Linked DNA regions of Mus musculus: region 1 is linked to region 2. Evidence: chromatin loops called from intact Hi-C (ENCODE). Cell type or tissue: left cerebral cortex. All regions are shown on one strand. Links, peaks and the distances in the headings refer to the core of each region. The heading gives the core; the rest is flanking DNA.

What was found. Hi-C counts contacts between places; a loop is a spot of excess contacts. Peaks named below come from ENCODE experiments on the same cell type or tissue, not always from the same donor. Only the 100,000 strongest peaks of a DNase experiment are listed, where the experiment ranks them.
Region 1: a loop joins it to region 2, with 2.7 times the contacts of the local background. A loop is called at or near these places in 11 of 42 quality-filtered maps.

What each region holds. Positions count from the first base shown.
Region 1 is chr8:84,102,005-84,108,136 of GRCm38, reverse strand. It overlaps Dcaf15 (DDB1 and CUL4 associated factor 15), which reads left to right and starts at 3,340. Exons shown (of 13, transcript NM_001357322.1): 1 at 3,340-3,520; 2 at 5,084-5,181; 3 at 5,256-5,391; 4 at 5,867-5,973; 5 at 6,066-6,132. The coding sequence starts at 3,389. In left cerebral cortex, for the core only: CTCF peaks have their summits at 3,760 and 4,714; DNase peaks (open chromatin) are centred at 3,193, 3,720 and 4,383; H3K4me3 peaks cover 1,570 bases; H3K27ac peaks cover 1,019 bases.
Region 2 is chr8:84,036,756-84,041,755 of GRCm38, reverse strand. Il27ra (interleukin 27 receptor, alpha) reads left to right here. Exons shown (of 14, transcript NM_016671.3): 3 at 667-824; 4 at 925-1,082; 5 at 2,122-2,278; 6 at 2,387-2,460. Among named protein-coding and RNA genes, the nearest start is that of Il27ra, 3.3 kb to the left of the region's middle. In left cerebral cortex, for the core only: a CTCF peak has its summit at 2,525 (motif pointing left); DNase peaks (open chromatin) are centred at 2,161 and 2,519.

The DNA.
Region 1 (6,132 bases), core at 1,133-6,132, 65 kb before region 2:
GGATTAAGTTGTACTACCGTTGTCCCACTTGGTTTCTTTTTTAAAATAAAAACACTGAGTTATTTTTAATTACCTCTCTCTCTCTCTCTCTGTGTGTGTGTGTGTATGTGCTTGTGAGTGCAGGTGCCCACACAGGCCAGAAGAGGGCACTAGATTCCCCCCAATCCCTTTGACCTCCAGCTGAAGTTATGGGCAGTGGATACTGGGAATTGAACTTAGGACCTTCACAGAAACAGTAAATACTCTGAAGCACTGAGACCTCTCCTCAGTTCCTCTTAAATGCTGGGATTCCAGGCCTGTGCCACCATATCTAGCCTCTGCTCATTTTTCATCTATTGTCTTATATAGAATGTCCTTGAATAAGGGACAAATATTTGGTGTGTTCTCAGGGTTAGATTATAAAATTTAGGGATGATATCAGAGGGTACATTATTCTTAGAAACCATGTGTAGTAGCTTGTTTCTGTCATTCTAGCATTGGAGTGGCCAAGGCAGGAAGATCCAGAGTTGAAGGCCAGCCTTACACAGCAAGACCCTTTCTAAGGAAAATTAGATTAAGTTAAAGAAGGGGCCTGTATATGATGGTGGTTAGCTTTAATCCTAGCACTTGGGAGACAGGGGCCAGTGGATCTCTGTAAGTTCAAGTCAACCTGGTCTACATAGAAATTTCCAGAGCAGTAAGGCTACATAGTAAGATCTTCAAAATAAATAAATAAATAAATAAATAAATAAACAAACAAACAAATAAATAAAAGCAAGCAAGCTAAGGAGCACTTGTCATACAAGCCTAACAAGAGAACATAATTCTAGGAGTTGGCTGGGCGCGGTTGGCTGGGCGTGGTGGTGAGCATCTTTACTCCTAGCACTCAGGAGGCAGAGGCAGGCAGATCTTTGAGTTCGAGGCCAGCCTGGTCTACATGGTGAATTCCAGGACAGCCGGAGCTATGTAGAGAGAACCTGTTTCGAAAATAAAAGTAAAATAAAATAAATAAACAAAATAAAAGACCTAGGAATCCAAGACAGGAGAGACTCAATCATAAATGCTGCTTTCTGACTTCCAGAAGCATGCCATAATGTCCTTGCACGCACGCACACGCATGCACGCACGCACACGCATGCACACACACACACACACACACACACACACACACACACACACACACACACACACCAACAGTAACAGAAACTAAAAAGAAAGAAAAAAAACCAAAAAGGTGTTTTTCCTCAGACCTATTATGTGTCATGAGAGCAACATGGCCCACAGCTGACAGTCATACTTTGCTTTTTGGTTAAGGAGCTATCTGCCAGATCACTTCTACTGCCCTCCGTTTACTTTCTGTTTTGTTTGCTATTGATCGACTGATTGACACAGTCTCACTACATAACCCTGGTAGGCCTGGGACTCTCTATATAGACCAGGCTGGCCTAGAACTCACAGACCTTCTGCCCCTCCCTAGTACTGGAATTAAAGGTAGGCAGCACCACGCATGCCCAGCTCCCCTCATTCTATAAAGACACTAATTTAAGTGCCCATACCAGGGAGCAAGTAAGCCCCTCCTCCTAGAGGAAGGAGTGTCTGTAGTAGAAGTTCTGAAGATGAGGAGGGGCAGTAAAACAGGTTTCTCCTTAAAGTTTCCTTCCCCACTACAGCAGCCTTGGGTGGATCTTGCTTCTTAACAGAAATCACAAACTCCAGGCTCAGTGAAAGACTCAGGAGGCAGTGGTTTCCTCTGAGTTTGAGGCCAGCCTGGTCTACATAGCAAGCTCCAGGTCAGCCAAGGCTATACAGTGAGGCCCTAAGAAACCAAAACCAAAACCAAAACCAAAACCAAAACCAACCAACCAACCAAACAAACAACTCATCCCTAAATTAAGGTGGAGAGTGAGAAGACCATTTTTGACCTCTTGTCTTTTCATACACTTTCATGGGCAAAATCTCATCTGTACACTGTGCGCGCGCACACACATACACACAAACACACACACACACACACACACACACACACACACACACACACACACACACACTGCCTCCTTGCTCTTCCTTTCCCTCCTGCTCTGGGTCCACTAGTCTATGATTCAGCTGAGGCTGGGTCTGCACATGCATGGTCATATTTTCTCCTCATGCTGGGGGGAGGGGGGCTGCTAGTGAGCCCTCCAGTCTTTGCATAAAGAAGAGATCACCTAGTAAGTCTCTCAGCAGTGTCCCCATCACTAATCCATACATCATGGCAGGTTAGTCTTGAACCTCTCCAGAAACCTTTGTCTTTGCTGGAATATTCCTCCTCCCCCGCTTCACAAAGCTACTTTGCATCCAACTGCCTTTCTACCCATACCTGGAATTCAAGGACAGGTACTCATTTCCTTGTTTATGACCTGTCCTGTTAGCTGGGTTCTCAATAAACCGAATGTGGCTGTAAAAAGAGCAGCCAGCAGTCTGGGTACACAAGTGCCATGTCTTCAGGGGAGTTCACTTTATGCCTGTTCCACGTGTAAAATAAAGGACCATTGCAGAGATTGAGTGAATGTAGGCAAAACTGGTGCATGAAGCTGTCATGTCCCGTAATATTTATTACCATTATTAATTAGTATGATAGGCTTAACAGGCCTTCCACAGGAGGTGCAAACTCAGAACCACGCCTGACCCATGGAAATTAATTTTTTTAAAAACAGCATGATATCTGTCTGATGCTATCATCGTCATCGTCGTCCGGAAGATGCTTTGTTTTGTTTCTTTGTTTGTTTTTCTGAGACAAGAGTCTCTCTGTGTAGCCCTGGCTATCCTAGAACTCACTCAGGCTGGCCTCAAACTCAAAGAGATCCACTTGCCTCTGCCTCGTAAGTGCTGGAAAGGCGTGAACCATCACGCCCGGCCTGGAAGATGTTTTAAAACGAGCCATTTTTTTCCCCACCGCCTTTTCCTGGTCTCCTCCCTAGCTGCCCAGGGATGCTCCTCAGGCCTCGGCCCTCCCAGCCTGAGCCAGAGCCAGGGCTGGAGATTCTGGCCCTTATGGACCACAGGTTCCCATAGCCCCGCCCACAGGCCGCTGGACGGCCAGTGGTTTCCACGGAAACCCACTCAGGGGCGTGACAATGTCAAGCCTGACAGAAATCTTCGCCTATTCAGTTGAAGTTTTTTGGCCGAGGAGCGCCAAAGTGGTTTCTGAGTGGTTTATCTTTAATGAAGGGCGGGAATAAGGCGGGAGCTGTTACCATCTTTACCAACCAAAAACCAAGATAGCTTTGATGGACAAGCGTAGCGGGAAGCGACAAGGAATGCCGGCTGTCACCCAACCGGCCGGCCGCAGTAAGGAGAAAAGGCCAATCAGAAAGTGCCAGGGGCGGGGCTAAGGGACCGGTTGCTCCGGAAGTGGAGGGAGGGGGTGAAAATGGCGCCCAGCTCGAAATCGGAGCGGAACAGCGGGGCCGGGAGCGCCGGCGGAGGCCCTGGGGGGACCGGGGGGAAGCGGGCGGTGGGGCGGCGGCGGGAACACGTTCTCAAGCAGCTGGAGCGAGTCAAGGTGAGGCCTGGCGTCTGAGGCGAGCGCGCCCGGTTGTGAGGAGGAGGGGACGCGGGAGGCGGCGGAGGGAGGGCGGCGCGGCGAGGTGGGGGGCGGGGCCGGGAGGGGGCTGGGCGGGCCGGGCGGTGGGGATGGGGATGGGTTTGGCGGTGTGGAGGCTGGTGCTGAGGCGCGGGCTGGGCTGGCGAAGGTTGGTGACTTGTGTGCAGCCAGTGAGGCGGGTCACCTGCAGGGGGCCTTGAATGAAGGCTGCTAGGCGAGATCAGTGAAGAAGGAAGGGGCTTGGGTGGCGGAGGCCGGGGAGAATCATGGAGGAAAGACCGGGGATGGAGGCTGATGGGCGGGTTACTGTAGAAGCTGTCCGAGGAATCTGGAGGAAGGGGAGACCTTGGTTTAGACCGATTTTTCAAAGCACTGCCCCTTGTTGGAGCTACCCCCCCAAACCCCTGAAGAGCCCCTGCTACCGACAATGGGCAGCCTCTGTTGGATGCTCCCTGTCTGTCCAAGCTCTGACCATCTCTATATCTAGTGCTTGTACCTAGGTCTGCCTCACTCATTGAATGGAGGAATGTTTCCAGAGTAGGGCCAGGTCTTCTCAAAGTGGAAGCCACTTAGGGCTCTGTCTCCCTTGTCAGAGGACACCTGAAAGGACAGGGATGTGAATAATGTTAGGTGGGCAGCTGTGGAGCAAGATTGTCTATGTGCACAGGAAGTTGGGAACTGGGTAAGGGCGAACTGTGCTTTTTCCTGGTGCTCCCTAAGCAAGGCTGTGGCTCTGCCCTTAGCCTAGACACTCCCTGGGCAAGGGTTATATCCTCTCAGGAAGGCTTGTCTGACAAAGCCATTCCCTTCATGGGTCGAGATGAACTAGGGGCAAGGTGCCAGGCCTTCTTTCCCACTAGATGGCTATCTTTTGAAGGCGGGCCAGAATAGCTCCCCAGTGGTCAGCTTTATGCCTGTTTCCTCAGATCCTTCCTTGGTGATGTTTTAGGGTGTGACAGTTGATTGGCAGTTAATTAAGAAAGGGGTTTTCTTAATAATGGATTGGAGCATTGGGAATACTGGGAGCTTTTGGTTCGGAGGCTCTATAGGTATAGGCTCTTGCCACCAAACCTAATAATGTGTGAGATCCCCAGGAGCCACGCAGTGAGAGGACATAGAGACTCCTGCAAGCTGTCCTCGCCTCTACTGTGAGTTGTAGTCTGCACAGTAACTACATTATCAAGAGAGAGATGGGTCCCCTTGTGGGCTAATTGGGAGCAGGCAGATAAATGCATGGCCCCACATCCTAGTCTCATGCGTCAGTTTTCAGGAAGGAGTCAGTTGTCCCAGTGAGGGATCCTTCCACAGGGAGACGTAGGGCTAGGGCTGGGAGGACTCTGGATCCAAACGGGGCTACGGCTGGGATGTAACCTGGGTCCTTGGTGGGGGTGGGGTGCTTTGTAAGGTCACTTGGCTTTGGTGTCTCCATCTGCCCCAGCAGTGGGCCTGGGGAAGCCTCGGCCTCTGGGAAGGAGGCTGGGAGGCTGCTTGGCTAAAGAGCCCTGGCTGTCTCTTCCCCAGATCAGTGGGCAGCTCTCACCTCGTCTTTTCCGGAAGCTGCCCCCCAGGGTCTGCGTGTCCCTCAAGAACATCGTAGATGAGGATTTTCTCTATGCAGGGTGAGGCTGAAGCTAGGCTGGGTGGTGGCAGGTCGGGCTGTGGGCGTGTCCTCATCTGCCCATTCTGCCCACAGCCATATCTTCCTGGGATTTTCCAAGTGTGGCCGCTATGTCCTCTCCTACACCAGCAGCAGTGGGGATGACGACTTCTCCTTCTACATATATCACCTCTACTGGTGGGAGTTCAACGTCCACAGCAAGCTCAAGCTGGTAGGACTAGGCCCTGCACTGGGCTGACCCTTCAGACAGCAGGCCTCAGCTGCTCCTGTATCAGTCAGCCTGTGTCCTGTGTGTAAATGGCAGTGCTGTACCAGTGGGGCGACCCTTGGAGAGTTGCTGAATTTTTAGGTCAAACTGGTGATTTCGTTTGGCTTAGGTATCACATATAGCCCATCTGATAGCCTTGGCCTGGGCCAGGATGCAGGCAGATTTCTTAGATTCACACAGGTTGTCACAGTGGCTTTAGCATTCCTCCTGGAGCCCTGCCTCTTGGTAGGGCGACTTCAGTTTCTGTTCCCATGGGCATAGAGGTAATGTATTCAGTCAGGGTCCCTCCAGCTTGCAGGGCTCTCTCTGGCTCAGGCCAGAGAGTGTCTGGACCACTTGCAATGGGAGCTCTTTTCTAGCTAGTGTGCTTCTGGTGTAGCCCTTCCTTAGGCTCGCACTGATGGAGCATGCCGCTTAGGTCCGGCAGGTGCGGCTCTTCCAGGACGAGGAGATCTACAGTGACCTGTACCTGACTGTGTGTGAGTGGCCTAGCGACGCTTCCAAGGTCATCGTGTTTGGTTTCAAGTGAGACTAGGGGCAGGCAGGGTGGCGTGGGGCCGGCAGGGTGGGCTCGCAGCCCCTTCATGGGCCCGAGGCTGAGGGTGTGCTACCCCTAGCACCCGCTCGGCCAACGGGATGCTCATGAACATGATGATGATGAGCGATGAGAACCATCGTGACATC
Region 2 (5,000 bases), core at 1-5,000:
TCGGGCAGGTAACTTGAATTTCTGAGTTCACTCTAAGCAGCATGGTGACACACACCTGCAAACACAGCTCTTGGAAGATGGAGGCAAGAAAATCAGGAGTTCAAGAGCGACCTCAGCTTCACAACAAGTTTGAGATCAGCGTGGGCTGTAAGAAACTGTCTCAAAAAAAAAAAAAAGTCAGTGTAGCGCTTGTAATCACAACAACAATAGCTGGTTCTGGTATGGTTTGGGGTTCAGGGTCCAGGGGAGAGTGTATCTGGAAACTTCATTTCAATTGCGCTAAGTAAAGGACAAAGAAAAAGCACCTTGGGAGGAGCCCCGGGGAACAGCATGTTTTCTGAGACAGGGTCTTACCCTGTGAAGCTGGCCTCTAACAATCCTGCTTTCGTCTCCTGTGTGCTGGGATGACAGCTGTGAACTGTCGGGTGTAAACTGTCAGTCACCCGGCCCACTGTTGAGTTCTTTCAGAAAGTAGGTGTACTGCATACATTTTAAAGAAGAACAGAGAGGTTAAGTCACTCTCCTCAGGTCACGGTGTTGACTTAAGAGCAAGGGATTCAGACCCCAAGCAGAGCAGGGTGAGGCATGAAGTTGGTGCAGGGCTGGAAGCTTAGCCTGGGGCTTAGGCTGTGCCAACGAGCATCTCTTCCCAATCTCTCCTCACAGCCATCCCAATAGAGTCTGGGAGGTGAAGGTGCCTTCCAAACAGAGTTGGGTGACCATTCCCCGGGAACAGTTCACCATGGCTGACAAACTCCTCATCTGGGGGACACAAAAGGGACGGCCTCTGTGGTCCTCTGTCTCTGTGAACCTGGAGACCCAAAGTAATGAAGCGTGGGCGGGGGTGGGGGGGGGCATAGTGCAGGGAGCGTGGGAGGGTGGCTGAAGGCCTGAGCTCAGTGCACTCTGGCCTCCCATTTGCAGTGAAGCCAGACACACCCCAGATCTTCTCTCAAGTGGATATTTCTGAGGAAGCAACCCTGGAGGCCACTGTGCAGTGGGCGCCGCCCGTGTGGCCACCGCAGAAAGTTCTCATCTGTCAGTTCCGGTACAAGGAATGCCAGGCTGAAACATGGACCCGGGTGAGTGTCTGGGCTTCCTTCCTACTCTCTCTGCAGAGGATGGGACAGCATCCCGAATCCTACAGAGCACAGTCTCATTTGGTGCCTATCACGGAGTCACCCCAAGTCCTTCATAGATGGCCTCACAGGCAACTTGGTTCATTTGTTGCTTATTTTTTGAGATAGAGTCTGGCTATGTAGCCAGGCTGGCCCAAAGCCATGGTCCTCCAGCTTTGTCTTCCTGAGCGCCAGGATGACGGGGTTTCGCTGCCATCCCTAAATTCTGCCCAAGTAGCTTTGGGGGATGGGTACTGTATGATCCCGGCTAGCCTGAAACTCACAGAGATCCACCTGACTCTGCCTCCCATGTTGGGATTAAAGGTGTGCAGCACCACACCTGGCCTGCATGGGTTTCCTAATCAGTTAAAATTTTGTCTCAAAAAAAGGAAATAAATAAAAGGACCAACGCGCAGGCGGGGGCTGGGAGATGGCTCGGTAAACAGTACCTGACACACAAGCGTGTGGCCCCGCAGCCAGTGAAAGAGGCGGGCACGGTGGCACCATGTAACCTCAGCAGAGGCAGTCAGGCAGACCTCAGGACTGACCCACCTTCCAGTCTAACAAATGAGTGAACTCCAGAGTCCGGGAGACATTTGGCTGAGAAAATGAAGTGGAGGAAGAGGGAGATGACTCAGTGGGGAAAGGCAGTGGTCATGAATACTTTATGACCTCAATTAGATTTCAGGGACCCACACAAAGGTAGCTGGAGAGAACTTACTCTATACTTGTCCTCTGACCCCCTCCCCACGTATACAATATACACAATAATACACAATAGTAAATAAAGTTTAAAAATAATAAGATGTTGAGCAACAGAAGACACAACATCAACATCTGTACACACATACATCTGTACACACACACACACACACACCCCAAAGGTTTCATGTAACTCAATGATAGAGGTCCTGCCTAGCCTTGTGTCAGAGCCAGGACCATAGCATTGGAAAAAGAAGAAAAAAGTCTTCTCAACAGAGGGTGGCCCCATCTGTTTCCCCAGCTGGAGCCCCAGCTGAAGACAGATGGGCTGACTCCTGTTGAGATGCAGAACCTGGAACCTGGCACCTGCTACCAGGTGTCTGGCCGCTGCCAGGTGGAGAACGGATATCCATGGGGCGAGTGGAGTTCGCCCCTGTCCTTCCAGACGCCATTCTTAGGTGAGGACAGCTCCACTTGTCTTGCACTTTTGGGCCTCAGCCCACCACCACCACAGGCCAGGCAGTCTTGTTCATCTAACTTCACCTGTCTTTTCTCATCCTCATCAGATCCTGAAGATGTGTGGGTATCGGGGACCGTCTGTGAAACTTCTGGCAAACGGGCAGCCCTGCTTGTCTGGAAGGTGAGCCTCATGACCAAAGGGGCTTGGGAACTTATCAGCAGCAATGGCTTCCTCTGCTGCCCCCTGGAGGTTTTTTCTAGGATTGCAGAGCTCTCTTGAAGCGCTAGTTGTGCGAGCAGGAGTTGGTGGGGTCTGCCTGTAGGGGTTCTGAGGTGTGTTGGTTGGGACAGGCAGGAGAAAGAAGATATGAAGGTCTGGATTCAGGACATGATATCAGTGCAGCTTGGCAAGATGTAACACATGTACTAGACTCAGTGTCTATGTCCATAGCACGCTGCCGGGCTGCCCCTGCGCTGCTGTCAACAGGTAGAAGAGCCTATCCTAGTCTCCTGATTCAAGGTGGCCCACACCTATGATCCCACCTGCTCAAGAGATTGAGGCAGGAAGAAAGCATGTTCAAGACCAGCCAGAGTGAGTTCAGGGCAACTTAGTCTGAACAAAAAGTTTTAAAGGGGGACTCAGTGACAGAATACTTAGCAAGAGTGTATGAGATTCCAGGCTCCCCACTCAGCACTGAAAAAATTCTGTTGAACATCTAATATCTGCTGGGCATGGCTGAACTCTACAAGGAATAAAACATACCATGACTCTTGAGCCACACAGCTAAATGTCATCCATTTAGTTCGACATGTGTTTATTGTGCATGTGAACATGCAGATGTGTGTGGGTGCCTGCACGTGAATGTATGTATACACATATGCATGCACACATGTAGGTAAGTGTATTCACACATGCGTGCAAAGGCATATATGTTTGTATATGGTGTAAATGCATGTGTGTATACCATTTATACTTTCTAACTCACAGAGATCCACCTGCCTCTGTCTCTTAAGTGGTAGTATTGAAGGTGTTAAATATTGTGCCCTGCTAGAGTTTTCTGGAATCACTTAAATTATTACACATTCTCATCCTTGTACATTTCCACTGGGGAGGAAGTTACAAAGCCACAGGGGAGGGAGCCGGAGGTGTGCAGCAGGGCAGGAGCCCTTAATCAATGTTCCAAAGCTCTTAGGTCCTGCTGGAGTGCAGCCCAGAAATAGAGCTTCCCTGGAGTGTCCGAGGTCATGGACTCTAGCCACAGCACTGCATGAGCCAGATGTGATGGGGTGCAGCTGGAATCCCAATGGGAACCAAGGGGGCCAGGGACGGTTCAAGGCCATCCTTGCTTAGATATAAAATTTGAGACCAGCCTTCTGTATGTGAGATGTGTGCATGCGTGTGCACTCGTGGAGGTCAGAGGACAAGGGACAAGGGGGTGAAGCAAGCTTGAATGAAAGAATTCAGTCTCAGGAACCACGTAAAAAGCTGGATGTGGATCTGGAGAGATGGCTCAGCACTGGCTGCTCTTGAAGATGACCCAGACTCTGTTTCCAGAACCCACATCTCAGCTCCACAGCTGTCTGTAGCTCCAGTTCCAGGGATCCAATGCCTTCTTTTGGTCTCTGAGGAATTTTTTTTTTTTTTTTGAGACTGGGTTGTTTGTTTTGAGACAGGGTTTCTCTGTATAGCTCTGGCTGTCTTGGAACTCAATCTGTAGACCAAAGTGGCCTTGAACTTGAATTCACCTGCTGGGATTAAAGGTGTGTGTCACCATGCCTGGCTAATGAATCTTGAAGTCGTCGTCATCATCATCATCATCTGGGTGTTGTGGTGTACTCACACACACACACACACACACACACACACACACACACACACACACACACTAAGATAAATGTATGTGGGGCTGGAAAGATGGCTCTGTGATTAGGAGAGAGTACATTAAGAGAATGTGAGTTTAATCCAAGCATCCACATCAGCTTCCTACTGCTTGTAACTCTACTTCCAGGGAATCCTCTGGCTTCTTGGAAAATGAAGTCATGTTCTCAGGCACACACACGTGCACGCACACACACACACACACACACACACACACACACACACGTAAAATCTTGAAAAAGATCAATGTTTGTGTATGTGCATGTGTGTATTCACATATGTTTAGGTGTGTGTACATGAGGAAGCCAGAGGCCCTGACCACATGTTTCTTGAGACATGCTTTCTCACTTTCCCTGGAGCTTTCCTACCAAGGTAGGCTTGCTGGCCAGTGAGTCACAGAGATCCACCTATCTCCACTTCTACTGCACTGAGGTTCCAAGTATGCCATCGTGTCTGGCATTTAACACGTGTGCCGTGGATTGAACGCAGGTCCTTAGGCTTGCTTACACAGCAAACATTTCCAATCGAGCCACCTCCCCAGCTCTAGAATCAAGCCTGCAAACTCAAGTGCCAAGACCAGGTTGTTTGGTTTGGTTTGGTTTGGTTGTTATTTAAATCTGGTCTGACTACCACTCAAGCCAGGAACAGGGCAAAACAAGACACGGCCAATAGGTGCAGGATCAAAGCTGCCTTTTATGTAAAGTTGGTATCTTGCTTGCTATAGATCTACTTTTGTTCCTTAAGACAGGGTTACACGTAGCCCAGGCTAGTTTCAAATTTGTGTCAACTTATCCTGCCTCTGCCTGCTGGATACTGAGATTATAGATATGGGCTAGCACACC